Linked DNA regions of Mus musculus: all the other regions are linked to region 1. The links are chromatin loops, found by intact Hi-C in ENCODE. Cell type or tissue: gastrocnemius. All regions are shown on one strand. Each heading gives the region's core, and the rest is flanking DNA. Links, peaks and the distances in the headings are about the cores only.

Region 1 (10,349 bases), core at 2,812-7,811:
TTAATGTGGAAATTAAGCATAAAGAAGAGAAAAAATAAAAGACTCCTCACATTGTCCCTGTACCTGTAAACAGTGGTAGGAATGATTGGATGCTAAAGATGTTTTGACTCATTTTTTTAAAGGCACTAAACAATAGATACTAAAGAAAAAAATCATGGCATGTGGTATCCAGTACACCTGCTTGTTGTTCTTGAAGCGTTTGAACAAATTATTTTCCTAATTCACCTGAAGTCTTTAAAGGGAAGTTCTTAGCTGTTACCTAAAAGTAGAAGAATGGAGCAATAAATTTTGAATATAAATTTTATATCTATAAGACATTGTCTTACCTGGTACATATACGGAGCATTATTCGTTTATGAAAATACCTTACAGATATTCCTTGAAACAGGGAACTCCTGCCATTTGTTTAAAATGTGATGTGACCATTAGCTGGACTAGCAAAAAGTCTCAGTGGACAAAGAGCCTGCTGTGTAAGCTTGTATTCCTGAGCTGCATCCTCAGAACCCATGAAAAGCCAGATGGGAAGGCACTTCTCTATAATCCTGGCAAGGTGGAAGGTGCAGAGGGGAGAATCCTCAGAAGTGTGCCAGCCAGCTAGCCTGGTACCCAACTGTGCTCGGGAGACCCTGCCTCAAGGATCCAAAGGAGAGATGCTGCACCTCTGCCTCCACACCAAGGCATGCTTATGCCTGTAACACGCATGTATGCAGGCATGCACACCATAAAAAACTATGTCTCTGTGTAACCATTTCCCTGAGAATGTTTTAGGTGAGGTCCCCTGGTTCTTTTGGGGGTTCTCCCCCTCTTGTTTCCTCTCCTTTTTTGTAAAAAGAAAAAATATATAATATTTACTTTATGTATGTGAGTACACTGTTGCTGTCTTCAGACACACCAGAAGAGGGCATCATATCCCATTACAGATGGTTGTGAGCCACCATGTGCTTACTGGGAATTGAACTTCGGGCCTCTGGAAGAGCAGTCAGTGCAGCACTTTTAACCGCCGAGCCATCTCTCCAGCCCATGTTTCCTCTTACTCCCTCCCTGCTAAGTCTTCTCCCTCTGCACATTTTGGTCTTTGTTCTCTGAGGCTCTCTGTCTTTATATTCAGTCTTCAGCCTAGAACATTGGTTTTTGTTTTGTTTGTTTTGTTTTTGTAAGGACAGGTCTCACTACATCGCCCAAACTGACCTTGAACTCAGTCTTCACGATTCAGCCTTCCTAGAGATGTGTACCACCACACCCACCTAGCACAGGGCAGCTCAAAAGCACCAGGTTTCTCCCTAGTTCCTGTGGAGGACAGAAGTTTCCTTCCTAGTCACTGTGAAAAAAAGCAAGGATGGAGAGGGAAAGGAGGTACCCATGGATTTTTCTACATCATCCTGTGGCTTGCAAGGTCATCATTTGCCATCTTAGTAAGTTTTTACATACTTGGAGAAATTGGGAAATTTTCCAGCATTAATTCTGTATAAGTCATCCAATGGTCTGTGACTCAGCTGCCTTTCCTTGCACATGCAATCTTCACATGATACCTACAATGCCCAGAATGAGAGCATACTGAGCAGTTTTCCTCAGCAACATAGCTGTACAACATGTAAGCTGTGGCTCTTACCAGAGTTGTCCATGGGATGGTTAACCAGAGTTAACCAGAGTTAACCATGGGATAGCAGTTTCCATATTCTTTGACCATGTTCTGTGATACTTCTAGAATGGTTAGTTTCAGTTGTCAGCTTGTCACAGTGTAGGATGACCTCGGAATGCAGTCTCAGTAAGACACTATCTAGATTAGGTTGGCCTGTGGGCATGTCTGTGAGAGCGCCTAGTAGTGAGTGCTTAGAGGGAAGACTCACCCACTATGGGTGGCACCATTACCTAGGCAGGGAATCCTGAATTGTGAAGTGGATAAAGTGATATGCAGGCTAGCATGCATGCATGCATGCATGTGTGTGTGCATTCATTCAATCATTCATTCATTCATTCATTGCTCTCTGCTTTAGAGTGAGTCGGGTATGGCTAATCACTTCCTCTTCCTGCTGCCTTGACTTCCCCGCAGTGATGGACTGTAACCTGGAACAGTGAGCCATGTAAACCTTTTCTCCCTTGAGTTACTCATGTAACTCTGGGCTGCAGAGTTACCGAAGGTGAAGCTGAGACGCTCTGTCCTCCTGTGGCTGACACAAACCTTCGTTTTCCTTATAGGATGTGCTTTATTTATTATGTCATCAAGAGATTCCTGAGCATTCCCCCTCGTTTATAAATCAAGTTGGACTTTAGCACCCCTGCTTCCAAAATCTAGAACATTCAGATTTCTAATGCCAAGTTAAGTAAGAATCCTAATGCAATTGTGAACAAAGAGTTTGTTTGTAGTGTATACGGCAGAGTATTTGTAAGATGTACCTGGGGTCATTTCTCTTTTTTTTTTTTTTTTAGTGTATGGGTGTTTTGCCTGCTTGTGTGTCTTTGCACCCTGTGCATGCCTGGTACCCACAGAAGCCAAAAGAGAATGCCTGAACCCCTGGAACTGAAGTCACAGATAACTGTTAGATGCCATGTGGGTGCAGGGAATCTAGCTTGGGTCCTCTGGAAGAGCACCAAGCACACTTAACCAGTGAACCATCTCTCCAGCCCTCTGTTTTCTGAATTTGCTCATTGTGTTTATTCATCAAATGCTCTTGACATGCTAGACACACGTGCTGGGATTTGATCATGAACAAAATAGAAACGGGGTCTCTTCACGGAGCTTATCGTGTGCAAAGATGCTACTTGACTGAGTAGAGAATCCTATGTGACTAAACCTGGAAAGATGACTGTTGGCTGGAATGATAAGCTTCTGGGCTGCAGAGAATGAATGGGGGAGATGAGGTGCCTACATATCGTGTGGAGTGGGAAGGTGAGAAGAATGACTTTTGTTGAGGCTCTGAGCCATATGTGTAGGCACACAATGGAGGAAGAAGCCAGACAGGAACCTGGCAAGTTGAGAACAGGCAGCAGTGCCCTTGCTTCAGCACCCGCACTGCGCAGCTATGGCGCTCTCTCAGATCCCCATCCAGAACTCCAGCCAGTGGGTAGAATGTTCTCTCCTTCAGAACTCCTGGTCCTTAGGTCTTTCTAGACTAATAGTATCAAATGCAGTTTGGCAACGCTGATACGGTAAAAGACAGGCTTTGATATAATTTGTGGGCTCGTTTGTTTATACACTCGGGAGTTGGAAGTTCATTTCATCTGTGTTCATCAAAGAGCCCCATGGGAAAAGTAAGTACAGCTGACACTCGTGAACAAAATGCATCCGAGTTGATTGTTTGTGCCCCACTATCTACTCTGGAGGCAAGGAAATTGTAGTGTATAACCTGTGTGGGCATATTTCCAAAACTGAAGCTTGTCAGTTCCCCGAGTACTGCTCCTTAGCATTGGTCACTATGGGTGGTACCACGGTGAGCCAGGCTGTCTGTGGCTGTGTACAGATCTCCATCTTGGCATTCCTTGTTGTTTGTGGTACTAGGGATGGACCCTTTGGCTGAAAGGTCATGTGCTTTATCAAGGATAAGAATGTGAGTGGAGGAGTTGATCAGCCAGTACCGGCCTCAAGGGAAAAATCCAGGTATGCAAGATGATGCTTGCCGTAGAGTGAGCCGCAGAGCAGACTTGACTGTTAGACGTTCCAAGCAAGGGAGAGATCGGTGTGATGTTCCAGTTTCCTACCTAGGTCTTGAGTGACAGCTAACATCACGTCATTGATAAGTGTTCAGTACAGACTGGTGTGGGGTCTTTTGACATCCTCTAACTTGCCATCCTCACAGCTGTTTGGGTACTCAGTTTCTGGAAGATGAAACTAAGACTGCTCATCCACCTTCTACTACTGGCAAACAACACACTTTTTAATCCCTTCAATTGCTGTGGGAAATTTCCTTTTCAACCGAGAACTATTAACCACCTGTTGTGCATTAGCAAACCTCAAGTCCATTTATTGGTTTGAAATTAAGCTCCACTCATCTGATTTCAAGTAACAAGCTGAGGAGAAACTCCGTGGGAAAAAAAAAAATAGACTGAGCTCAAATATACATCTCAGCTGTTACCTGTAAGGCAGGGGAAATCTGAAGCATCTTGGACATCTGTCAGGACTGCAGAACTAAAACCAGCTGCAGTGACAGATGCTGTGTAGCTCCAATGAGCAAGATTGAGAACTTTTTTCTTCTTTCGCTAATTAAATATTCCTAGAGTTGATTACTAATAATGTTTATCACTAAAAAATCCAATTAGAATGTTTTTGTTAAAGTGTTGTTGTTGTTGTTGTTGTTGTTGTTTAAATCAAACAGTGTAACCCTTTTTAAAGACTCAAAATAGGGGTTAAAGAGATGACTCTGTGACTTGTTTTGTAAAGATCAAGTTTGAATCCCCGATGCCCATGTAAAAAGCCAAGCATGGGAGCGTGTACCTGTAACCTCAGCACTGAGGTACATGTATGCAATACACATGCACATGCACACAGGCACACTCCCCAGAATAATCCAAAATACAACCCTTAAAACATTGGTAGTCATCCTTCCAGGCATCTGGTGCAGGCAAATGGGTAGGGTGTTTACAACATTGGATTTGGGGTGTTGGTACTATGCTGGAGGTTTAATCTGTGTCATGGGCTCATTTAGACACACACACACAAAAGGCTCATTTAGACACACACACACACTCACACACACACACCCATTTTAAAGGTCCCTGTGGTAGTTTATCAATGGCTACTTCCAAGAGGAAGTAGCTCCCTCTTGTGGCTCATTGGCGTATGACCCAAGTCATGCTGTGTTTTTGCAACCCTGGGACTTGATGGCACCTAGCACCTAGTCAAAGAAAGCTGACTTGTCGTTAACTCAGGGCCCCTTCATACCCACTGAAATCAAGATGGAAAGCAGAACACCCAAGCTTCCAGCACCAGACTCCCAGCATCCTCTTCTTCACCCTCTGCCTCACTACCCTCAAAGGTCTTGATCTAGTGGTGAATCATTCTCAGGGGAGGGGGAGGAGGACAGAGGTGGACAGTCCTTCACTTCAAAGGGGTTTCCTTTCTTGCCTTGAGCCACTGTGTTCAATTTTGACATTACAGATTAGTTGGGCTACTAGGAAAAGAATATCTTTAGTGGTAAGATTAAATGTTCAGATTTATATATAGAGAGAGAACACAGATCTGATAGGTGAGCAGCATAAAGCAGCTTAAATGTTTTCCGAAAATAAAACCTCAAGAATTGGACATTTCTACTTTATATAAACGATACACCACGTTTTGACAGCTACTTTTCCTTTCTCTCTCTCCTATACAGTATATAGTGGAATGTCATGGGGTCACACTTCTTCCTCAGTTCTTGGGAATGTACCGGCTTAATGTCGATGGAGTGGAAATATATGTGATTGTTACAAGGAATGTGTTCAGCCACCGGCTATCTGTATATAGGAAATACGACTTAAAGGTGAGGTTGACTTTGATAATTTTCAATAAGTTTCACGTTCATTTGCACAAGCCTACTCGCCCATATTGTTTATGTTATCATGTGAACAAAATGGTCAGGGTGCTTCAAGAGCTTGAATCTAGCAGGCAGTTGCCAGCACGTAGGATTAAGCAGCCCATGTTATTACAAGCATGTCAGCCACATGCCATGTAGTACCACATGCCATGTAGTAGCTAAGTGCTGGGGATAGTTTATGAGTTAAACAGACCAGGGACAGCAAGGTGGCCCAGCAGGTAAACTGGGGGCACTTGCCCCCTAAGCCTCATAGCCCAAGGTCACTCTTCAGAATCCAGGCTAGAAGGAAAGAATTGGTTCCCAGAAGTTGGCCTCCTGTCCTCTACTTCACGTGCATAAAACACACACATACGATGATAAAAGAAAACCGAACAGATCTTTAAGTAGGGATGATTACTATCATTATTATTGATTATTATTGATAAATAATGAGCGCTGTGGATGGAAATGAACGGGGGGAACGTCACACTAGTTTTTATTAACAGTAAACAAGCACTCTACTACTAAGCCACAATCTCAGCCAGTTTTCCTCTTATTTTGAGACAAGGTTAGCCCAGGCTAGCATTGAACTCATCCAGAAGCCAACACAGACCTTGAGTGTTAACACCTTGCCTCAGCTTGCCTAGTGCCTGGGACCACAGGCCTGTACCACCAGGCCTACCAAGGCATACATTTCCAGCTAGGATGTTAGGTAAGGTGCATCTGGAAGGGTGGCATTGGTCCCATCTCAAGAGAAATGACAAAGGGAAAAGCCTGAGATCAGACATACCAACAATTTAAAATGAGACCACTGGAGAATTCTGAATTCAGTGACATGACCTGACTTTTAGACAGCCAACTCTGACAGTGTATGTATGCCAAGACCAAGAGGGGTTGCATCTTTATAAAGTTCTGTTGCTGTGTCATCACGTGCATGGTTTCTGTGTTATCTATGCTCTCACACTGTACGGGGCACCGTGAGCAGTGACCAGAGATACTGTATGGACCATGAGGCTAAGATATTTACTCTCTGACCCTGAAAAAGTTCATCTTCCCCTGATCTGTGGTACTCAGTTCTAAGGATTTTGGTTTTTTGTTTGTTTGTTTGTTTGGTTGGTTGGTTGGTTGGTTGGTTGTTTTGTTTTGTTTAATCTTAGGATTCATTCACATGCACAAAAGAGCACCCTAAAAAGCTTTGCCTTCTGTTGGTTATGTCTAGATATCTACAGTATTAGAAATAGAAGCAGGGCTGGAGAGATGGCTCTGCAGTTAAGAGTACTTGCTGCTCTTCCAGAGGACACGAATTTAGTTCCCAGGATCTGGCGGCTCATAACCACCTTTAACTCCCACTTCCAGGGGGTCTGACACCCTCTTCTGGTCGCCCCCATAAACCCTTACATATAAATATATAGGCTCCCTTGTATTCCCTTACATATAAATAAGAATAAATCTTTGCTTGAAAGAAATTTATGAGAAACACTAAACTATTGATATTTATAGTTATTTTAAATAATATTAAACTACTACATATTAATGAATTTTTATGACAGCTGTATTTTTCAAAAGCAAAATATTAGTGAGTCAAGCCTCATGGTTTTACAGTTCTTTCTATTAATTAATTAATTTATTTATTCACCTCACATCTGGAATTCTGCACCCCTTCCTCCCCTCACACAGCTCACCCCCATGGCTTTACATTTTGTTTTAGTTAAATGTGTCCTTTGGCTTTCGTGTTTGTATATGGTGCACTCCTCCCGACGCCTCCTTCCCTCCTAGTCCTCTCCTGCCCCTGATTTCAGGGCTCTGTACTGTGTGGATTCATTAGGGACAGTTGAAATGTCCTGTCCGATCCTGCTGTCAATACTTAGCGGTATTTGCATGAGTAACTGGGAAAAACAGCTGAGTCCACACAAATGTGTAGTTGGGAAGGAGAGATGTGGAGTTTGGGGAGTAATTGTAGATATTCTTTAATAACACACCAAGACTTAATGTCAGTGCTATCTTAGTTAGCCTGGAGCATTTGTACCCTGTTCATTAATACCCGTGGTCAGTTGCAAGCACTGGTCCCAGTGTGTGGTTTTATAGTCATACCTGTTTCACTGGAGACATAGCGGTTCCTTAATTAACACAGGTTCTCTTAATGTTGACATATTGAATTACAGAGTATCAAAAATCATGTGACCATCCCTACTGGTCACATAGAAAGCCTTCCATGCATGGGAACCTGAGGGCAGATACAGTTTTCCAAAAGTCTGGTTTTCATTTGGTAGCCCATTACCACTGACCTCAAAGTCCCATCAGCCATGCTGGAAATGACAGAACCCAGCTCCTCCAGGGCACAGAGCCTTGCAGTTTCAGTCACTGTCAAAAAGTGTCCGTTTCTCAGGTCTGGACAAATACAGTTTATTTGTCATTTCTTTTTTCGGATACAAATGTTGCTTTATGGACGAGAAGGTGTCTGTTTCGGCCATAACTGTTCCTGTCAGGAAAATGACTCTGAGCAGCATTCATTGCTGAAACAGACATGCTCTCTGCATGGCTCTGTTCAGAATGCGAAAGGTGTGTGCTTCAGAGTCAAGACCCTTCACTGCTTTATCAGGGACTTTTCATTCAGTTGCTAGGGGTTTGTGGTATCTCCATGACAGATACTCCTCACTGCTTCATAGGACAGAGCCCACTGTGTGTGTGCAATGTCCTTGTGACTATCAAGAGTAAAGAGACAAGTAGTGCCTCAGTGTTACAAAAACAGTTTTGTCAGATGTGGTTGTTGTGCTGGTAACCTCAGCAATCAAAAGGCTGAGGCAGGAGGATCACAAGTTCAAGGCCAGCCTGAGCTACAAATTTCAAGCCAGATTTTAAATGCAGATGTGGTCCTGTCTCAGAACAAACATCAAACAAGCAAGAGCTTTGACTTGCAGGCCTCTGAGAGTACCTCAGGATTCTGAGCCACACTTGAAGAAATGCTAGAGTAAATCAAGAGCAGCCTTGTGTCTGCTCTCTAAATCCCAGACAGCGATCACAATTCAAGCCATTTTATTGCCTTGGGATTGCCTCCGGGGCATCCCAGCCACACCCCGTTCTCTCATTTGGCACCTGCTCTTTCCCAGTGTCTGGAGCTACACCACTCACAGGCTCTAATGGAAATTTCAGGGTTCTAGATGGTGCTCTGACTGTCCCATGCCAGAAAGCCAGTGTGGCCTTAGGAGCCTCATGAAGTTAGTAACTGTTCAGTTAGCAACTGTTGCAAGTTGCTGGACCTTTGAGCCTCTGTTTCCTGGTCTGTTGCAGCAGGAATAGTTTTATCTGCTCTTGGAGGATGCATTAAATAAGATGCAGACATAGCCTATCAGCATAAGGCACAGCATAAAGGAACTGGGGGCCTGAATGCCCTACCTAATATTCATTCCCTTGAAATGCCTAAGATAGCACTGCCTTCAAGTAAGCCTACCTAGATGTAAGTTGCATTTGTAGATTGGCCACAGTGCTGTGATTGGCGTAGCATCCCTCTTTGCTTAGTTATCGCTCTCTTTCCCTTACAGAACAACACACTGTTCCTGCCAGAGGCCTCGGGTGCATGGAAACCATGATTCCCATTCAAGGCCTTAACTTCTTAATGTTTTATTTTGATTTTTTTTTTTTTACTGTGCATTAATTCAGTTTTAAAGTCTGCCCCCTACCCCATGCACACACACCAGCTGATGACATTATTTTACATAGAATTAAAATATTTTCAAAAATGAAAAGGAGAGTCAATTTCATGTAGGAGAGAAAACATACATAGACCAACAAAAAAAAAAAAGGTACAAATGTAGGGATCAGGGAGATGGCTCAGTTAGGAACGAACTGGAGGGGCCTGGGTTTGATTTTCAGAACCCACATTTAAACGCCATGCGTGGCAGCACTTGCTTGTAAACCTAGTGTTGAGGTGGGGGAGGGAGGACAGGAAGATCCCTGGGGCGCCAAGTCCTGTCAGCCCAGCTTAATCAGCAAGCCCTCGGTGCCAGTCCAAAGTAAAATAAAATAAAAGGAAATGGCCCAAACAACCTCCAGGGTTACCCTTAGCCCCAGAAACAGTGCACACATACATACTTATACATACAGTACACACGCACGCGCGCACACACACACAGGTTACAAAAGTAGAATTGCTTCCTCCTCTGCCCAATACCCTAGGCAGTGCTCAAGAGTTACAGACACCTTCTCAGTGAGAGAGAGAGAGAGAGAGAGAGAGAGAGAGAGAGAGAGAGAGAGAGAGAGAATTGTTATAAGGCAGTGTACAGAGGAAAGAAAGATGTTAGTGACCCATATTCAGCAACCCTAACTAGACAGTGTCTTCCTTTGACGTTATTGGTTTGCAGTTCCAGGTTCCTCGCAGGCCTCATTGTGGGAATGCCAAGGTGACAGGCACCTGAAGTTACTGAACACATTACACCCACAGTCTAGAACAGATAGTAATGAATGTGTGCATGCGTGCACACTTCTGCTCAGTGTGCTTTTCATACAATCCAGGATCCTCTGCCTTAGGAATAGGGTCACCCACAGTAGGAAGGGCTTCCTATCTCGATTAACATAATCAAGATAATCTCCCACAGAGATGCTCACAGACAGTCCCTCGTTAAGACTTTTTCCTCAGATTTTTCTAGATTACGATAAGTTGACAATAAAGACTAGCCATCACTGGTAGAAAGCGGACCTGGCCTGGTGGTGTCGGAGCACGCCTTTAATCCCAACTGTGCTGGAATAGACCCTCATGTGGCAACTCCGCCTGGTGCTTCTCTGGCTTGCTCCCCAAGCAACTCTGGGCTACTCACCAGGGCCTTGAAAGCCACCAGTCCTACATGCCAAGTGCCAGGCAGTCATGAA
Region 2 (10,349 bases), core at 3,098-8,097, 270 kb before region 1:
ACCCTCATACTCAGAATCCATAAAGGGGTACACATGCCTTTAATCCCAGCACTTGGGAGGCAGAGGCAGGCAAGGGCAGCCTGGTCTACAAAGTGAGTTTCAGGACAACCAAGGCTATACAGAGAAACCCTGTCTCGAAAAAACAAACAAACAAACAAACAAAAAGGGGGTAAAGCAGCTTAGCAAGATGCAGCCACAGGACCCAATACTCTCTGGAAATGGCATCAGAGACACACTCAGATGTGCTCTGCTAATCTCCCAAGCACTTCTCTAGGTTATCAAACTGACCACCAAGCTGATCCAGCACACCCTGAGAAAGATTCTAGTCCTGAAAAATCAAAGCCTTATAGTTTATATGTATGAACTTGAAGATACAGAAATTTCTTGAGCAGAAATATCTACAAGTTTGAAATGAACTCTGAAGCATTCAAAAATTCCTTGAGACAAAAAAAATCTAAGGCCAGCACCTCTGCAGAGTCTTTACTCAAAGCAGCAGCCAGTGAAGCTGGAGAAGTTTCAGACATGTCCTCAGGCACAGGATTGGGACAAGGGGACTCAGAGCACATTGGCCACTACCTTGGTGGAAAGGAAGAGCTGTTCCAGCCTGCCGACGTGAGCGCTTTAAAATAATAACCCCTACTAAAAAGGAAAGGTGGTCAGGACACTTTTTCAAGATAAATGCAGGGTGGTAGTATATTTAGGAGAGAGAAATGAGCTCTACAAGTAGGTGATGGGAGGTGACTGGCTGTGGCGAGTTAAAAGAGGAGCCCACAAGGAAAACAAGCTGGAACCAGTCCTGACACCTTCTTAAGACTTGCACTATGCTGGATGAGTGGACAAGTCTGGATGAAAAGTGAGGTCATCCTGCCAAGATAATGAGAAGTCACCCAGTGTTTCCTGGAGTACCAAGTCCATTTCTGAGTTCCATACTTACAGAGACACTAAGAACTTGGAGAACACTATCTCTCAAAATTCAACCGGAGTCAGAAAATGACACCTACGTAAAGCAGCAACAATGGTGGGGAACTTAGAATTCTGTTTGAAGAGAAAAGGGTAACAAGCGTGGCATCTAAACTTGTAAACTCTTGTGTCTATATGTGCAGAATATGTTTGTCTGTGACTATGTCTGTGCCTGTGGTGTGTGTGAATCTATATCTATGTCTGTGTGGTGTGTGTGTCTTTGTCTGTGTGTCTGTGTATCTGTGTGTTTGGTGTATGTGTCTGTGGTGTGTGTGTGTATCTGCCTGTCTGTCTGTCTATGTGGTATATGTGTTTGTGTGCCTATGTCTGTGAGTGTGGTGTGTTTGTTTGTTTGTCTATCTGTATGGTATGTATGTGTACCGCTATCTGTGTATCTGTGTGTGTCTGTCTGTCTGTGTGGTGTCTGTGCCTCTCTGTGTGTTTGTGTGTGTCTGTGCCTGTGTGTGTACTGTGTGTGTTTATGTGTGCATGTGTTGCTACACACAGCTACACCTATGTGAGGGTGCTAAAGCCCGAGGAAGTCAGCAGGTCTCCACCTCATCCTTTTGAAACAGGGTCTCCCCAGAACCAGACCCCAGTGTTCTTTTAGCTAGGTTTCCAGGCAGCAAGCCCAAAAACCTTGCCTCTCCTCTTGTCAGTGCTGGGTTACAGGCATGCATACAGCCATGCCTGGCTTTTTAGACAGATGCTAGGATCTGAACTCTGGCCCTCATCCTTACAACTCAAGTGCTTCTAACTACTTAATTAAATACTTAATTATTTCTCCAGCCCTGCAAGCCTATTCATCAATAAATGTTCTCTCTTTCTCTCTCTCAAATACACTTAATATACAAACTTTTTAAGCTATAACATGAATATTTGAAAAGAAATAATAAAACTGTATAAATTGGCACTTCCACACTAGTTTAGGCATATTAACCTCCAATAGAACCCCCTACCAAGTGAGGCTCTGTTCTTGGCTTGGTTTGGGTAGACTAATGGTTACCAGTCTGCTTGGCTTCATTCTATTATGTTTTACTTTGTGTGGGTGATACTGAGGACTAAAGTCAGGGTCAGGGTATGGAAGGCAAATACTCCACCACCAAGCTCCAGTCCTAACCCTTTGCAATTTTTATCTTGAGCCTGGATCTCACTAACTTACTGAGGTTGGCCTGGGTTCACTGTGTAGCCCAGTCTGCCCTGGAATCTGAGATCCTCCTGCCTCAGCCTCTTGGGTAGCTATGATGACAGACCTGTGTCTCCATGACTATCTTCCTATCTGATATTGAAGGCATTTCCCTCTTCCATCCCTGCAGTCTATGGGATGCCCTTTTCTGTATTTATAACAGCAACCCCTGGGCTTCTGGGTTTGCGTCCCAGGCCCTTTTCCGCCTCAAAAGAAATTGTGTCTCCCAGCCTCCTCAGTTCTCAAGTTTTGTTTCTGTTTTGCCTCAGAAGGAGCAGGGTCCTCTCCATGACACTTCTTGCTGTTTCCCATGTGTTCTATGCATCCCTACCTGTGTCTCTGGACTGAGGACCCAGAGCTCTGTCCTCTCTGCTCGTGGTGTCTGCATCTGCATCTGCCTAAGGCCTCTGTTCCTTTCTGGAGAGCCCTTACTTCTTCAGCTCTCCCACTTCTTTTGTCACTGTCTTTTACGGGATTCATGGTCATTTCCTTTCCTGTCACTCATCAGCCTCAGCATCTGGCCCCCTGCCCAGCACTGCCAGCAGTACCTCCAGGACTTGCATACACGCATAGCAGTAGCTCAGTCTATTCGGGTTTTCACATGCATTGCTATGCCCACCTCCTCCAGCCATGCGTGTGAGCATGTGCACTGGGTCTGACTCCCACCTTCATTTCCACATTCACTGAGGCTGACAATCCTCTCAGCCCTGCTTCTTTCTCTTGCCTGCCTGACTCAGAACCTCCTGCCTGAGGTCATTCTTCAGACTATTAAAACATTAGGCCCTTCCCCCATACCTGATCCTGGCCCCCTTTTCCTCTCCCGTTCCCCTCTTCTCTCTCACTTGTGAAGTGGAAACCTAATGGTTCTTTGGAGAGTCAGTTGTGTTGGATGGTGTTTTGCTGGGGCAAACATGTAAAGGAGTGTTTTCCTGAAGTAGACACAGGTGAAAGACTGTGAAGGAATGCTTCACTGAAACCAACACAGGAGAGAGGATGTTCTACTAAAGCAAACATGTGAAAAGACACACGATGAAGGATTCTTTGCCAACAACACACATGTATTTGTCTGCCTTACATTGCATAGTTGAGCTCCATTTGTTGGGACGATGTAGACTCTGGCTGATATGATGAAGTTGCTGAGGCAAGACACATGGAGGGCTCGAGATGTTTGCAGGGTATAAATAGGACTCAATGGACAATGCAGGAGGCTGAGCTAGGCTTGCTTATAGAGCTAGATGTGCAACGCTTGAGGGTCTCAAGTCTTCAGTGATCTTCACTTCCCTGAGAGAGACACAGCCAAAAACTTCTCCTGGTGTTCCTCCTGGTCCCTCCTGCTAACTAAAGCTGAAGCCTGGCTGTCTCTGCTAGGTCATGTCATCGCTGTTGTTAACCCAACTCTACTGAACTGGACTGCTGCTGTATCCATGAGGTGTTTGCAAGTAGACCAAGCTGCCACTGTTAACCTGTGAACTGAACTGCTGATTTCCAGACAACTTAGATGGGAGTTGCTCCAAAGAATCCTTCTAAACAGATCCACTTTCTCCATATCCTTTCTTTCCCACTACCTTTGGTGAGTAGTGGGCCATAAGGGAGGTTAAAGTGTTTAAGGACCATCATTGAAAATAGGATTTGAAAAAATTAGAATTACACACCTGGGTCCCTCCCTTCCTCTGTCTCCTGTGATTATTTTGTTCCATCTTCTAAGTGGGATTAAAGTATCCTCACTTGAGCCTTCCTTCTTGTTAAACTTCTTATGGTCTGTGGGTTGTATCATAGGTACTTTTGGCTAATATGTCTGGCCTCAGTGGGAAAGAATTCACCTAATCCTGTAGAGATTTGATGCCCCAGGGAAGAGGGATATAGGGGTGGGGTGGGTGGAGGAGAAGGGAAAAAGGGATTCTGTGAAGAACTCTGGGAAGGGGGACCAGGAAAGGGGACAACATTTGGGATGTAAATAATAAAACAATTAAAAATTTAAAAATTAACGAATTAAGTGAATAAATAGTCATATGATCTTTTAGGGTTTGCAGGGATCTGTTCCATGGGTGGCACAAAATCCTAACACTACTACTGATGCTATGTTGTACTTACAGACAGGAGCCTAGCACTGCTGTCCTCTGAGGGGCTCTACCAGCAGCTGACTTAGACAGATGCAGATACTCACAGTCAAGCATTGGACTGAGGTCTTTGACCCCTATGGAAGAGTTAAGGGAAGGACTAAAGGAACTGAAGGAATAGCAATCCTACAGAAAGACCAACAGTGTCAACTAACCTGGACTCCTAGGAGCTCCCAGAGACTGAGCCACCAACCAAAAAGCATAGAGGGACAGGTCTGAGGCCCCAGGCACATATGTAACAGATTGCCTTGTCTGGCCTCAGTCAGGGATAGGGGAAAGAACTCTGTGAGGGGGAACTAGGAGGGGGCAACATTTTGGATCTAAATAAATAAAATAATTAATAGAAAAAAATCAGGCCCATCAGTCCATCCTCAGGATCATAGTGTTAGCCTTATCTTGCCTCCTCTTTCCCTGTCTCTCAGCAGAACTCAGAGCTTAGCAACATTACCTAGAGACCCTTGATAACACTTAAGGTCCCCTTGCTCTGCATGCCTTTTGGTTTCTCTTTTCTGGAAAAAAAAAAACCTCACCCGTGATGGAGTCAACTGTATGCCTCCTAACAGTCTATAGTCCCCAAAGAAAGGCACACAGCAATGCAGACTTGTCTCACCATGGGAGTATAAATCCTAGCATATGTGTTCATATCACATATCCGCTAATGTAACGGTTCTCTTAGCTCAAGGAATTATATATAGTCTGTGATATGCTTGCTATCATATAAACCTTAAGTGTCCCCTGAACGTGTGCGTGAAATCCTGGCCTCCAGAAGGCACTGCTAGGAGGTGGCAGTGGAGGTGGAGGCTTCAAGAGACGGGATAGAATTTCTGTCCACAGAGCAGTGCTCCAGACGGGCATTGTGTAGCCGCAGCCACTTCCATCTTCCCCCCTCCCTAGCCAGGAAGCAAATGGTTTTGCTTCACCATGCTCTCCTGCATCAACGTGCTGGCTCACCACAGCCCCTGAAACAATTAGGTCCGTGAGTTATGGACTGGCTGGAACCTACAAAACTGAGGAAGCTAGTCTATTCTTATCTGTTGGCCAGCTCAGATGTTTGTTATTGTAACAGAACAGTGACTTACACAGTGATGAAACTGCCTCGAGGTGGCTTCTCAGATACATCCCCATCACTGAGAGATGTGTAGCAATTTTGTTTCTGGATTCTCCAACATTACATTTTATTCCACCACTGTGCAATTCAAATTAAAAGGATATTCGGGTTTTCAGTTTGGTTTCAGTTTCTCTTGTTTTTCTGTCCACTCTTGTTGATTTACATTTAAATTTTTTTTCTCCCTAATTTCCAGACTTTGATGCAAAGGCCACTGGTGGCTGGAGCTTAGCCAGGTCGCTGTCATACCATTACAGTGGCTGCATTGTCTAGGGCAGCTCTTGCTGCTGTCAGAGCCCTACAGTCCCCTGTCCCAGCTCCAGTACAGAGTGTCCCTGTTGCTGTTTGTCTGAGCCATTGTTTCTCTGATTCTAAATTTGGCTTTACAATCTAAGTTCTATCCCAGTTTAAGCTCACACCTGTCCAAACTGACTAAGAAGGTTTGTCACTACTGTGCAAGCTGACCTATGCTTTGCTCCCTGCATGGGGGGGGGGGGGGGCCACACCCTCCTGTTTCTGTTCTCCAAGACAGAAAGAGATGCTCTTTGGGGGTACTCCGATGCACACCTAAGCAAGCTTGCAGGCTAGCTTGGCCTTACTCTTCTTTCTCATATTGTGCTCACACTAACTTCCTTTTCTTCTTCCTTGTAGCCCCAGCCTCCCTGAACTTTAACCCTGCAGACAACAGTAGTGGCGGCAGTGGCAGCAGCAGCTCCCTTCCAGTGGTTTCTGTGGGGAGCCCCTCTAAGATCTCCTTCTCTGCAAAGTCATAACTGAATCTGTCACATCCTCTTCCTTCTCCCACTCCACCAGTCCCCAGCCAGCACCTAACATACTGTCATAGCCCTTCACTTCCCCATTTTGGGAAATCTTTACTCTGAAATTCTTAGCCCCAGTTCAGGTCCCCATCCTGACTTTCAGACCACGTACACCTGATCCCTAGCAGAGGATGGGCCCTCTGGTGAGTTTTCAACTTGAGGATGGTGATAAAATGTACCCCAGCTGCCACTCTGTTCTTGCTCTTATTGAGGCCATCCATCAAGGGTTTACAGAAGGTTGTCAACACTTTATCATGAAGTAGCCTTTGTAGTAGATGATGTTTTCCAAGTGTGGCTGACTGTTGTAAGTTCTCTGAGCACATTCGATCTGAGCCAGGCTAAGATTTGGAATTACAGAAATTTTCATCATAAGGTACTTTTTTGTACTTATGATGGATTTGTTAGAACAAAAGTTCAGGCTATCTTTAATCAACACCCACTTGCAGAGTTAACCATTCACTGCTTTTGTTGCGCATGAAGGTGGACCAAGCAGAATGGGTTTCTGATTTCATAGGAATTTGGCAGGAAACTGCTTCTGAGGCAGAATCCTGCCGTGGGTTCAAGCCCTACTAACCCCGATCAGTTTGATGGAGTACCAGACCCAAGGATGCTTTCACTGCCAAGGGAAGACTGCCATCACCATCCTTCTGTGTGATGACATCTATCAGAAGTGGCAAATGACATTCCTGTCACACCAGCAGCTCAGCCAGGATATTAGTATGTGTGGTACATTCAGTACATTGCTCTTCTGAGATTTAGAAAGATAGAGGCAAAATCTTATGACTTTGGAGAAAAAAATCTTCATAGATTTCCACAAGGAAATCGCTACCTGAAAATCTAATAGAAATGTTCAGGTTCTAATATACAAATCCATTTGGTATTTAATGTTGTTTTATGAATGTACCCTTAAAGTCAGGCTCTATAATTAAATAAATGAGTGCAATCTAAGTATTAATTATGCAATGCCTATTTGCTTTGCCAAAGAAATATGATCCCCAGAAGGCTTTGGTTTTGTATTTAATTTAATTAGTGAATTTAATGCTTGTCCTCTAAATTGCTCTTCTTGTACTTTTGCTAAAGGAAGGTGGCTAGCTTGTCAGAAGGAATCACTCACGAATTGGCTAATTAATTGCTTTAATCCTTATATGATGAGATTCACATGGAGATAGAAGAGGACATTCTAAGGACAGACCAAAAAAAAAAAAAAAAGAAAAAAAAAAAAAGCCCTAATGTGAAGATCTTTTCCATACAAGGATTCTTCATGTAAAAGGATCAGATTAAGGAAAGAAAGGTTTACAGAGATATGTTAATCACTTCTGTCTAATTAGAGACCAAACATTAAACGACAAAAACCAGAAGTCCAAGCAATTTCAATCTTCATAGGCTAGGATTCAGAAAAACCCTGGTGCTAACCTAACCTGACATTTGCCGAATATTGAAGGCCATCACTGTACTACCATGATAAATCCTAGACCTCAAAGGTCACGCCAGTGTTTCTAAAGCTCACATATGATATTACAGTATTTCACAATATAGATTCACAGCATGTCCATTCAAGTTCTCTTTAATTCACTGCCAAGGAGCTAAAACAATCATCTGTGTGTGTGTGTGTGTGCGTGTGCGTGTGTGTGTGTGTGTGATCAGTGTGATAATAAACCTGTTCCCATTAACTGATGAATAGATAAAGAAAATATGTCTCATGCATACCATGGAACACTACTCAGCCATTAAAGTGAAGTCCTGTCATATTGTAGAGTAAAACTGGAGGCAATTATGTTAAGTGAAATAAGCCAGACAGAAAGACAGGTGCTGCATGATCTCACTCATGTGAGGAATATAAAAACAGTTGATCTCAAATGGATTAACTATAAAACAGTGGTTACCAGAAGCTGAGGGGTATGGGATGGAAGGGGTTACCTTAGTTACCTTTCCCCTTGCTGTGACAAGTACCCTGAAAAAAGGCAACTTAAGGAAGGGCAAGCTGATGTTGCTCTTAGTTTAAAGATGCAGTCCATCATGGTGGAGAAGGTAAGCTTCCCACCTTGGACCCACCTTGAACTTTGTATCCTCCACCAGGAAGCAGAGAGTGGTGAGCTCTTGTGCTCAGCTTGCTTTCTCCTGTTGATGCAGTCCAGGACCTCAGCCCAGGATATATTGTTACCCATCTTCAGGCTGGGTCTTCTGACCTCAATTAACCTCATGAATATAATCAATACTTCTTGTCTAGACTCTTGTCTTCCAGGTAATTCCAGGTCCTATCTGGTGGACAGTCAACACGAGCCAGTACAGGGGGATCAGTGGGTACTTATAGTTAGATAAGAGTAAGGCATTCTGGGATGTTCCTAAGGATTACAGCACCTCCCCCACATTGTCTCAAGCTGGTAGAGGTGTCACTGGGTTCCTCTGATTTTCTGCTTCTCCCTTACAGACAAAAGGCACTGTCACCTGCTCTAGGTTTTTGTTTCATCTGTTTGAAGGAGAATGTTTTGTGGTCTTTTAATTTTTGTGCACATGTGTGTGGGCTTGCGTGTGTGTGTGTGTCTGTATGTATGTATGTCTCAATTGTTCAAAGTCAAAGAGTCTCCAGTGGCCAAAAACCCAATTGAACTTTGTGTTATTTTTTTTTAAGTGTTATTTATTTCATAGATGTCAGCTGAGGTCATCTTGACCTTTTAAAATGAAAATAAATTGGCTCCAGCCCAGAGCAATCTGTCCTTGGGGAAGCACGGTGCCCTCTCGGGTGTTTCTCAGGCACTAGAGTCTCTGCTGTCACCTCCCTTCATGTCTGGACACTTGATCTCCCTCTTACTGATCACCCTCCCTCTCCTTTCTTAGTCTGGATTTCCCCAGAAGCCTCTTACATAGACAAGGGTGTGCAAGTTAGTGTACTAGGCTGAGTAGGGAAGTTATCTTTAGTCACAGCAACACAAAAAACAAAATTGAGTTTGCTATTTATTTTCTTAAATGTCTTTGGCCACTAAAAACAGCTCATCAAGGTCACTTCCTTAGAGTGGATTTCCTCTCCAAACAGTTCTCTGAAAGCAGCTAATGGATATTTCTCATCCTATTTTTTTTTTTTTTTTTTTTGTCTTTATTTTTGAAAACAGTCTCCTGTTTACCAGGCTGACCTGGAATTCTCTATGCTGCTAGAATGACCTTAAACTTCCTCCTGCCTCCACCTCCCAAATTGTTAACTAACTTTTAGGGAATGAGATTAATGATGGCAGTAATTTTACTTTTTATGCTTTCTGAATGTGTGTGTGTGTGTGTGTGTGTGTGTGTGTGTGCGCGCGCGCATGTGTGGGTTCAAAAGTCATTATCTGGTGTTGTCCTCTATCACTCTCCATCATTTTTATTTCAAGGCAGGGTCTCTCACTAATCTAGAGCTCATGATTCCAGCTACCCTGGCTAGTCAGTGAGCCCTTGGTTCTGCCTGTCCCTACCCTACCCCCCCCCCCACCCCCGAATACCACTTCCCACACTGGAGTTGCAGGTGTGCCTTGCTTTGTACACAGGTGCTAGGGATTCAAACTCAAGGTCTAATGCTTGTACGGTAAGCAATGTACCCACAGAGCCAATTCTTTATCCCTCTTTTCCAAAATTTTAAATTTTAAATGAGGATACATACTGCTGTCCATACCAAGCAGGGCATTGAGCAATGCTACTATGAACATTCACTGGGCACTGACTAAAGAGGCTAGGAACATCCATGAGATGCTCAGCGGGCAAAGTGCCCACTGCCCAAGCATGAGGACCTGAGCATGGCTCTTCAGTGCCCACTGGAAAGCTAGGGGTGTTGGCACAAAACTGGAACTCCAGGGCCGGTGAGAAGAGTCTGGGGAGGCAAATGGAAGAGGTTCCCTGGGTTTGTGCAGCCAACCTGCATGAATCACTGAGCACCAGGGCCAGGGAGAAACCCTGTCTTGAAAAAACAATAACAGTAATGGTAAGAAGATGGAGGGTGATTGAGAAAGACATTTGTGCCAACCTCTGGCCTCCACATGCTTCTGCACAGATGTGCCTGAACATCCACATGGTCACACACACAAACACACACACACACACACACACACACACACACACACCCCTGTACTTTTGTGCATGAGCACTCATATGGTCACACACATGTCTGCATTTATGTACATGAGCACTCACATGGTCTC
Region 3 (10,349 bases), core at 3,082-8,081, 500 kb before region 1:
CCCCCACCACACACACACACACCTTTCCTCTAAGACCTCCCCCCAGCTCCATGTCTTTCTTCTATGTTTATGGACTGTATCCTGATCCCCACATATAAATATATTAAAAATATAATTTAAAATAGAGGCTCTGCACACGAGAGAAAATATGAGGTATTTGTCTTTCTGGTCATAATAATGACTCCACGTCCTGTTGATTTCCTGCAAATACCATGATTTCATGTTCTTAGTGTTGAATAAAATCCATCCTGTGTGTGTGTGTGTGAACTGTGACGGCTAACAAATTCCATTTTGTGATGGGCATTCATTTTGGTACCTAACAGCCATTTGTCTCTGATTCAAGTTCCTAAAAAGATAAATTCCTGACAACCCCAATTCCTTGACCCCCTACCCCTCAAAACTGTGCACAGTGACTGTCTGCTTGTTGTGACATGACTGACTCCTGGCTTTGGCTTTTGGTACTTGCTTGTGCAGGTGTTCAAGAACTACTTAGAGGTCACCATGACAGTCTAATCTTAGCAGAGCAGAGCAGCTCATCAGCTTCTCTACCTTGCTTTTGTAGATATTCAAGGAATTCTTGTGGTTTAAAAGCCAAAGGTTTCCTTCCCCTACTGTGTGTCTCTGATGTGGGTTAGAGACTGTGGCCCTGCTATCTGTTTTAATAAAGTCGGTTAATTATTATCTGAATTAAGTCTTTTTCTGGTGGTCTTGAACTCCACAACAGTGCTATGGTCTCCTTATCCATTCACTGACAGTATATCTCGCCTGGTCTCCTTATCCATTCACTGACAGTATATCTCGCCAGGTCCCACTTCTAGCTGTTGTGAGTAGTGCAGCAATAAACTTGAATGTGCAGGTATCCCTGAGGTAGGACTTAGAATCCCTTAGGTATGTAACCAGGAGTGCTGCAGATGGGCTACATGCTAGTTCTGAAAAGTAGTTTCCATCAGGGCCAGCCGGGAGTAAGGAGAGGATTGGACAGAGATGGTCTTTGAGGAAGGAGCTATTAAACGCTCTCTACTAAATATTCTCTCGCACAGAGATTGTATTGTATATAGCCTGAAAGTGACTCTGTGGTCTAACCTAATCTGTTATTTGTTTGCTTGTCTGTTTGGTTCGAGATAAGGTCTTGAAAAGTTCAGCCTGCCTCATCACTAATGTGGCCTGGTCAGCCTTGACCTCCTCACAGTCCTGGCTGAAATATTACTGTGCTTCACAATTTCTTGAAACAAACAAACAAAAACATATTTTGTTCCCCTTCCTTCTGTTCCTCATGACTTCTGTATTATTATTACTTTTTTTCCTTTCTTTTTCTTTTTGGAGACAGGGTTTCTTTATGTAACCCTGGCTGTCCTGGAACTTGCTCTGTAGACCAGGCTGGCCTTGAACTCACAGAAATCCTCCTGCCTCTGCCTCCAGAGTGCTGGGATCAAAGGCATGTGCTTCTCCCATCTGGCCTGCCTTATTTTTATATAGACACATGTACCCAAAGCATCTAGGAGAAGGTTCTATTTAGTTAAGGTGGGCAGAAAGCTGTCTTACTTAGGGCTTCTATTGCAGTAATAAAACAGCATGGCCAACAGCTTGGGAGTAAAGAGGTTAATTCCATCTCATAGCTCTCACTGAGCTCAGACTCCATCACTGAGGGAAGCCAGGACAGGAACTCAGGAGGTACAAAATCTGGAGGCAGTACTGTAGCAGACATGATGGAGAACGGCTGCTTACAGGCTTGCTCCTCAAGACTTGCACCCTCAGTGTGCTTTCTTTCAGCCAGGACCACCTTACCCAGGGAAGCCAAGGCCTAGAGTGGGGCTGGGTCCTCCCACAGCAATTGTCAATCAACAAAATGCTCTGCCGGATTTGCCTACTGGATAGTGGTAGTTTTTCAATTAAGACTCCTCTTCTCAAATAACTCCAGCTTGTGTCTAGTTAACAACAATAATAGCAAACAAACAAGTAAAACCCAACCAGAACAAAAGCCTAATACAGATAATAAATGTTTTATTGTTCAACAGTGAAAGGAGTTTATAATTGTTCAGCTCTTCAACCTACCAATAAACAAAGACAGGCTCAAATGCTTATTAAACAGGCCTCAGGGAGGGGAAGGTATGTCTGTCCTAGGCTTCCTTTTGTCTTCATACTGCAGCCTTGGGAGATTTGATCACTTTAATATCTCCAAATCCCAGCCCCTAATACAGACCCCCAAACCTTGGTTTTCCTCCATTATAGACAGATGGGCTGTCCACCTCCATTTATAATCACAATCTGGAAGTCTGTACTCATGTCCATCTGAACTACACACATTCCCCCCCCCCCCCATCTCAACCCACATCTGGACTTGTGTGCTCAGCAGCCACACAAACCAGAACCTTTCCTTTTTGTCCCTAACCAAGTTCTGTGGTTCGGCATCCTCTGCAGCCTGCAAATCTCAATTCATTTCCATTACCGCCTAAGATCAAGTTGCCATCGTCTTCCGGCCACCTCCAGCACAGAGGATTGCAGCTTCCTCACGAGCCTTTCTCTTATTGGGCCACTTCTGATTTGACTCTGTCACGGCTCCAAACAGTTCAGTGTGACATGATACCCTCAGAATGGTTCCCAAACATGACTTCTGAAGCCATCTGTGCCTTGGTCACAGGCGCCACTTGGAAGTAGTACATTCTGTGATGTTCCAGTAACTCTGAGCCACAACCTTGGAGTTCCCAAAAAACATGTCCCTGTTTGTCCTGCCCTGACATTGGCAATCTCCTTCCGCCTTTTCTTTTCCGTTCTAACTCCCCGTCTCCCTGGATGGAACCATTCATAGATGCCAATTATACCTGGTGGGTTGGTGATGCTGTTGAATTCAGCTCTTGCCATCGCTGTCTGTCTGCCTGCCTGCTGATATCTCCACTTCTAACAGAGGATGTTAAATCTCCCAGCATTTGCTCTCAGGTCACAATTTGACACTATGCTGTTAAGTTCATACACATTAAAGACGGTCATATCTTCTTGAAGAACGGATTTCTTTATCACTGTGAAGTACTACAATTCTCTTTTTATCCCTGACAGCTCTACTCTGATGTCTGCTTTATCTTAAATTAACAGAGCTGATTCTGCCTTTGTGTTTTGTTTTGGGAAGCCTCCCTATACAGTCACAGTGGGCCCGGAACTCACTATAGAGCCCAAGTTGGCCTTGAGACCCAGGGATTACAGGCAGACATCAGCAAGTGCTGTTTCTCTCTCTCTCTTTTTTGTTAAACACCAACATGACTTATCATTCTCCTCCCAGTTACTTTACATTATGCGTGTCCTTATCTTCAAAGTAGATTAGGTCATGAGAAGCAAGGATCTTATTATGTTAATTTTAAATGTATTTATTTTTATTCATTTATTATTTATGTTGCTGTGCACACGTCTTTGGGAATGTATGTCATGTGTGTGGTTGCCAGGGAAGGCCAGAAGAGGGCAGTAGCTCCCCTGCAACTGGAGTTTCAAATGGATGTGAGCCCCCTGATGCGCGTGTCTACACCTGAACTCAGGTCCTCTGCAAAAGCAAAACTTGCACTTAACTGCTGAACAGCCACGTCAGCTCCCTCAATTAGCGTCTTAGTAAAGATATTGGAAAAGCAGAAGGTGTAATTCAGTAGAGTGTGATCGCCCTGTGTATGCCAGCTTCTAGGCTTTATCTTCATACCAGAGGCAGGGTCAGGAGAGACAGTGGAGAGGAACTGTGAGCTTCTGTCTCCACTGCACTTGCACTGCAGAAAGCCCATGTGAACACACACAGGACAGGGGACCCAGATGGTGGGTCTCCATTGGAACCAAAGCTATCTGCTTGATATTTGATCTATCAGCCTCTCACATGGTGAGAAACACATGCCGTTTATGCCCACTGCTTAGCATTTGTTATGGATGCTCATGCTCACACATGCCAGTAAAGTTCTGTGGGGGAGCTAGGATCCGAACTCATGCCCACTGACAATCGAGATCTTAACCACAGAACCATCCCCTGCTTCTGTTCTTATTCTCCTTGTAAGACTTACTTTACTTGTATGGGTATTTTACCTGCATCACGTATATACCTGTGCACCATGTGCATGCCTGGTGCCATGGATCCCCTGGAACTAGAGTGAGTTATAAGCTGCCATGTGAAGAGTTTTTGCTACCATAGGTTTTTTGTTATTCCAGATGAATTTGCAGATTGCCCTTTCTAATTCGTTGAAGAATTGAGTTGGAATTTTGATGGGGATTGCATTGAATCTGTAGATTGCTTTTGGCAAGATAGCCATTTTTACTATATTGACCCTGCCGATCCATGAGCATGGGAGATCTTTCCATCTTCTGAGATCTTCTTTAATTTCTTTCTTCAGAGACTTGAAGTTCTTTTTATACAGATCTTTCACTTCCTTAGTTAGAGTCACGCCAAGGTATTTTATATGATTTGTGACTATTGTGAAGGGTGTTGTTTCCCTAATTTCTTTCTCAGCCTGTTTATCCTTTGTGTAGAGAAAGGCCATTGACTTGTTTGAGTTAATTTTATATCCAGCTACTTCATTGAAGCTGTTTATCAGGTTTAGGAGTTCTCTGGTGGAATTTTTAGGGTCACTTATATATACTATCATATCATCTGCAAAAAAGTGATATTTTGACTTCTTCCTTTCCAATTTGTATCCCCCTTATCTCCTTTTGTTGTCTAATTGCTGTGGCTAGGACTTCAAGTACAATGTTGAATAGGTAGGGAGAAAGTGGGCAGCCTTGTCTAGTCCCTGATTTTAGTGGGAATGCTTCCAGTTTCTCACCATTTACTTTGATGTTGACTACTGGTTTGCTGTAGATTGCTTTTATCATGTTTAGGTATGGGCCTTGAATTCCTGATCTTTCCAAGACTTTTCCTAAGCAGCATAAGATATAAAACTGGGTTGGAAAGGAGGTCAGGAGAGCAGCTGCCCAGTGCTAAACCACAGGGCCACGAAATTACAGAGAATTACACCTGGGACTCCTCAAAGACTCCTACTCCTCCCAGGGAAGATGCAAAAGTGTCCGGATTCACAAATGAGGGCAAAAAGCACTTACCATTCCACCCCATCCTGTCTCTTAGCCACTAACAACCTGTTGGAACACGAGAATAATTCACCCACACATCTCAAAACCTAGAGTCACACAAAACCAAGATAGTGTTGCAGCAGCACCCGTGATGGTGCAGTGGGCCAGTCTCACAGGACAGGAGGCAACTAGCAGTCCTCCCGAAGGAAGTGGGGGGGGGGGGGGGGAGGGCAAGGATTAACTCCCGCCCAGGAGAGGGCGCACAAGGTACGGCTGTTGACCGCCACTGGGTCCCTGACAACACCATGGCTCCTAACACGACTTTGTACACCAAAATGTAACATATAAACGAACTGTATGCAAGCATAGGAGAAGATTCGATCCTCTCCGGCATCAGTGCTCCCCCAGCACACCAAGTTTACCAAACGCGTTGCTCTGCTCCGCAACTCAGGCAGCGGGCCGCTGGGACCAGTCTCTCAGGACCTCACAGGAGGCCGCCCAGGGTCAGCCAGGACTGTGAAACCGAAAGCCACGAGAGACGGCAGCGATTGAGGACCTACCTGTGTCCTTGCTTCCCGATCCCGCGCAACCCCGAGCCAGCCGTCCAGGCGCCTGCAGCAAAGGCAGACCCCGCAGCGCTCGCAGCAGTCGCGCCATGACGCTGCCACCAACGGGTTTCCTCCCAAGCCTACCCAACCCCCACCCTCCGCCGGATCCCTCCCCTCTGCCCAGGTCTCTTCCCCTCCTCCAGGCTCTCCTTTTCTTCTGGTGCTCCACCCTACCCCCACCACTTAACTTATCCTCTTGCTCCTCTTGACCTTGATCTTCGCGGAGTGTGTGGAATATCCCGGGACTCCACTGCCTCCTCCTCCCGCAGTACCTTACTCCGATTGGAATCATGACTAGTCTAAAACTTGCTGTGTTTCAGTTTGTTTAGGTTTTCCAGAAGTCATACTAATTGCAGTTGGTTATTTCTGGCTTCCCTTACTCAACATAATTATCTGGACATTGCTGCTTGGTTTTTTGCGTTACATTATGCACAAATCTTTTTTTTGTTGTTGTTGTTGTTCTGAATAATATTCCATTATACTAAACTGTTACTCATTAGTTTAGGCTGTTCTAATTTTTGCACATCAAAAACAAAGCTGCCAGGAGCGTTCCTGTACATGCCTTTTTTTTGGATACCTGGAAGAGGAATAGCCAGGTCTCAAGGGCAACGGCTGCTTCACTAGCAATGTATGAAAGCTCCTGTCATCATCCCCTTCCTACACTTGATTACTCAGGCCTGTTTTTTTGTTGTTGGTTGGTTGGTTGGGTTTTTTGTTCGTTCGTTTGTTTTGCTTCGGTTTTTGAGATCTAATCTCTCTATGTTGTCCAAGCGTCCTCAAACTTGGAATCTTCCTGCCTCGGGACTGAGTTTATAGACATGCATCACTACAAAGTTAGACTTAAACTTCTTACAGTAATAGGCTTCTCTTGTGTTATCTTTCAGTAACTGACAATTAGCCATTGCTAAATCATACATGGTTTTGCCCATTTATTATTAGATTTACTTGTTGTGGATTTTTTTCAAGGTTCTTCCATATATTCTCTGGGCACAAAGCCATTATCAAATCGTTTCCTCACAAATTTCCCTTCCCGAGACTGTGGGCTGTGTTTTTCTGTTTCCTAATTGTGTCTTGGGATGGGAAGTTTTACATTTTGTTAAACTTCATTTTATCGGTTTGATGGTTTGTTTTTGTTTTTTATAGTTTGTGGCGGCTTAGGGGTAACATATTTAACAAATGGAGCTAGTCCAATATTACAAAATATTTTATGTGTTTTCTTCTGCTAATTTTATAGTTTTAAGTTTTACATTTAGGTCTATTATCTATCTGAGTTAATTTTTATTTATTTATTCATTTTTTAAAATAAGGTAATTTTTTTTTTTTTGTTCTCTACTGCCTGCATTTGAGTTCTTGTCAAAATCAGTGTATGGCTGAGAATGCAGCTCTGTAGTAGAGCAATGGCTAGCATTCACGGCCTCAGGGTCGCACACACCCACTGGGGAGAAACCCCAGGTTGGTTGGTTGGTTGGTTGGTTCGTTTGTTTGTTTTTATCAATACAGGGATCTGTTTCTGGACTTTCTGTTCTTTCCGATTAATCAACATGTCAGTGAGTATACAGAGTACTGTAACATCTGCATCCCTGGAGGTGGAGTCAGCTAGTATTTGCAGATCTCTGCAGATCTTCACACTCCCAGAAAACAGAGGGAAGCCTTCCTGGATCCTTCCCTCTCCCTGTTTCCTCTATCCACTGCTTTGAGAACTTTCATCTCATCCTGGCACAGGGCTTTCTGCCCCCACTCCCATGCCCACCTATCAAGAAAGATCATGGGATGGGATGGAGAGATGGCTCATCAGTCAAGAGTACTGAATGCTCTTCCAAAGGTCCTGAGTTCAAATCCCAGCAACCACATGGTGCTTCACGACCATCTGTAATGAGATCTGACACCCTCTTGTGGTGTGTCTGAAGACAGCTACAATGTTCTCATATACATAATATAAATAGGTTTTTTAAAAGAACACAAAAACGCAAAGAAATATTCTTGAGCCGGGTGGTGTACTTACATATAATAATAAATAGAGAGAGAGAGAGAGAGAGAGAGATATCATGGGCCAATCTTCGAATTCCTGGCCATAAGGCTTTAACCTGATAAAACCCACTTAACAGTTTACTCTTGATTTTATATACTCCATGGTTTAGTCTCTGAAATGCCCGACCAACCACACTCTTCCTGGTCTATTTAAAAGAGGTCTTTCAGTTCCTGGTTTACTTATAGAGATCTCTCAGTTTTTTGGAGAGTCACAGTGTGCTCACTCTCTTGCTCTTGGTGATCACATGACGTCTCTCTGGAAAACGACAAAAGCAAACACCACTGGAAGACTGCTAGGAAAACCAGTCAGAGACTCTGCACCAGCTGTTTTTGCCTTTCCTTTCCACTTGGGAATAAGTTGTGATGGCTGAAGCACTGGCAGTTTTCTGGTATGCATGAAGATAAGATTTGCACCCTGGTGCTGAGCAGGAGATGCATGGAGCCTGGGTGTCAGGGATGCAAGGCAATAGTCAAGCCCTGAGTTGTACCCCTATGGTAAGAGAGACAAACACATTCATGTGTTGTTTAAACTGTGGTTGTGTTTTTGTGAGGATGATACAATACTCAGCTGGTCCTCTATTGGTTGTGAGAAACTTCAATAAAGGCTAAGCTCTACAGCATCATCTCTGTGTATCTCCCACAGTTCTCTGCAAGCTATACACACAAGGGGAGGAGGGGGGAGAAAGTAATGCTAAATAAGTCCCTAAAAGAAAAAGATGGAGGATCTACCAAAATGATCATTGAATCTACAGAGGAATAAGAGGGACTGACCACTAAAGTGGATACCAGGGCAAAAGTCAATAGACTTTTTGCTACTTAAAACTATTTGGAAAGAAGGAATGAGCAAGGTCACCTCTGAGCCATTCTCTTCCTCCAGGACGCGTAATCTCTTTTCATCTATTGAGAGTCCAATATTGATGATCAGACTGTTCCCTCTGAAATCTAGAGATTTCCTGGAAACTCTCCTTCTGGGCCAACTCTCATATCTGTGAAGGGTATGAACGAATGGCTTAGTAGAAAAGGGGTAGCCCGGCACAGGTGCTAGCTTCTGTTTTCAGCTACTTGCCATGGATGGTACAGATATTTGGACAAGTCAGCCTTTGGGCTTGGATCAGACAACTGAAAATATACCAGTGAAGAGAGGAAGTAGATGTCACACACCGTTCAAGTTCTTTTATGTCTATTCTTATACAGTTTTTGGTAACAAACATAAAAATATGCTCTTCTGGTGAACAAAGACCTGAAATACTGACAGTTAAAGTCATGTTAAGGTTTTCTACATATACATACATCAGCCACACATCCATTAAAGCACAAAAAAGTACTCATCCCAAATTGGAAAAATCAATAGGCTAATAAGAGCCCTACAGTACACATGACAGATAAACATTTAGTATTATGCATATAAGACAAGATAATATCTGGGTGGGCCACAGTCAGGCCACACTGGACAGATGGCTTCAAAGATGTGAGCAGATGGTTTGCACCAGAGAAAATATAAATAGTGAACAAATCCTTGGAAAAATGTTTAACTTCCATAATCATTACAGAATTTTTAATTAAAATATCTCCATGTATTTCCTCACATGTATCAAATAATGATAGATTTTTTTTTAAAGAACCCATTGCTAGCAAAGCTTGGGGTCTGAGTTGTATTCATACATTTCCTGTAAAAAGAGTGGCACCTTTCTTTCTGAAAAGAAACATATGTAGACTATAGAACTCATTATATTCCTCATTTTGCAACATTAGTTTAAAGGCACAGATCCTCGGGGAAGCCGTGATATGAAGGGGAACATTATTTTTACAGAAGGATTTACAGTTATGCTTTTCATAATGGCCAATTAATTTTTAAAACTCATCAGCAGACAATGACTAAGCAAATCTTGACATGATAATTTAGTGAAAAAGTATATAGCTCCTAAAATGCCAAAAGTGAAGATGACTTGGGTTTATGGAAAATGATGTCAAAAGGAAGCAAACAGGACAGAAAATAGTTCCATGACAACATAGAAAACATGCGTAATGAGAGTTACCTGCTCAGGAATAAACGCATGCAAGATGCTAGTACTGTTTGATGAGAGAGGACAATTTTATTAAATGATTTCTCAGGCTTCAGATTTGTTATAGATAAATTATGAAACAGAGGCATGCATAAAATATTCTTGAAAAAAAGATTATTAACATATTTTTATTTTTATTTTCATGTGGTGTGTGTGTGTGTGTCCGCGCGCGCATGCACGTAAAGACTCTTGGCTTATATAGAGAATCTTTCTCAGTTGTTTACCGCTTTTTGAGGCAGACTCTCTCAATCAAACTCAGAGGTCCACCTACACAAGGCTCACTAGGCGGTTTGCTCCCGGATCCCTGACTCCACCTTCCATGCCTGGAATTGAAGTGAGCTGCTCAAGCAGCACTCAAGACCTTAACATGGCTTTAGGAATCCGATTTCAGTCCTCTACTGAGTCAGCCTTGTCTGAGGCATGCGCCATTTTCTCACCCCTTCAGGTGGGCTTCTCCGTTTCAGCACTGTGGACATTAGTGCATGCACAGATGGGAGGAGAGGGGACTAAGTTGTGGTTATCTGCACCTAGTGTGGATTTTGGCTTTCCAAGGCTTTAGTGGTATGTTTTGTAATGTGGTGGCCTGGTTCGGCAGCATGGCTGTGCTGAGGCATCCCCACCCTGA

The links. Peaks named below come from ENCODE experiments on the same cell type or tissue, not always from the same donor. Only the 100,000 strongest peaks of a DNase experiment are listed, where the experiment ranks them.
Region 2: a loop joins it to region 1, with 2.5 times the contacts of the local background. A loop is called at or near these places in 11 of 42 quality-filtered maps.
Region 3: it touches region 1 in a loop (5-fold over the local background); 2 of 42 quality-filtered maps call a loop at or near these places.

The regions. Positions count from the first base shown.
Region 1 is chr2:18,867,388-18,877,736 of GRCm38, reverse strand. Pip4k2a (phosphatidylinositol-5-phosphate 4-kinase, type II, alpha) reads left to right here. Exons shown (of 10, transcript NM_008845.4): 5 at 5,307-5,453. Gm33534 (a long non-coding RNA gene) reads left to right here. Exons shown (of 2, transcript XR_374031.3): 1 at 1-2,887; 2 at 3,497-4,353. Among named protein-coding and RNA genes, the nearest start is that of Gm33534, 6.4 kb to the left of the region's middle. In gastrocnemius, for the core only: a CTCF peak has its summit at 4,765 (motif pointing left); a DNase peak (open chromatin) is centred at 4,769.
Region 2 is chr2:19,141,381-19,151,729 of GRCm38, reverse strand. No RefSeq gene overlaps it. Among named protein-coding and RNA genes, the nearest start is that of Armc3, 53 kb to the left of the region's middle. In gastrocnemius, for the core only: no CTCF peak of the experiment used is centred there; a DNase peak (open chromatin) is centred at 5,621; H3K27ac peaks cover 345 bases.
Region 3 is chr2:19,367,016-19,377,364 of GRCm38, reverse strand. It overlaps Msrb2 (methionine sulfoxide reductase B2), which reads right to left and starts at 5,729. Exons shown (of 5, transcript NM_029619.2): 1 at 5,586-5,729. The coding sequence starts at 5,682. In gastrocnemius, for the core only: CTCF peaks have their summits at 3,437 (motif pointing right) and 5,308 (motif pointing right); DNase peaks (open chromatin) are centred at 3,490, 5,305 and 5,591; H3K4me3 peaks cover 1,392 bases; H3K27ac peaks cover 1,350 bases.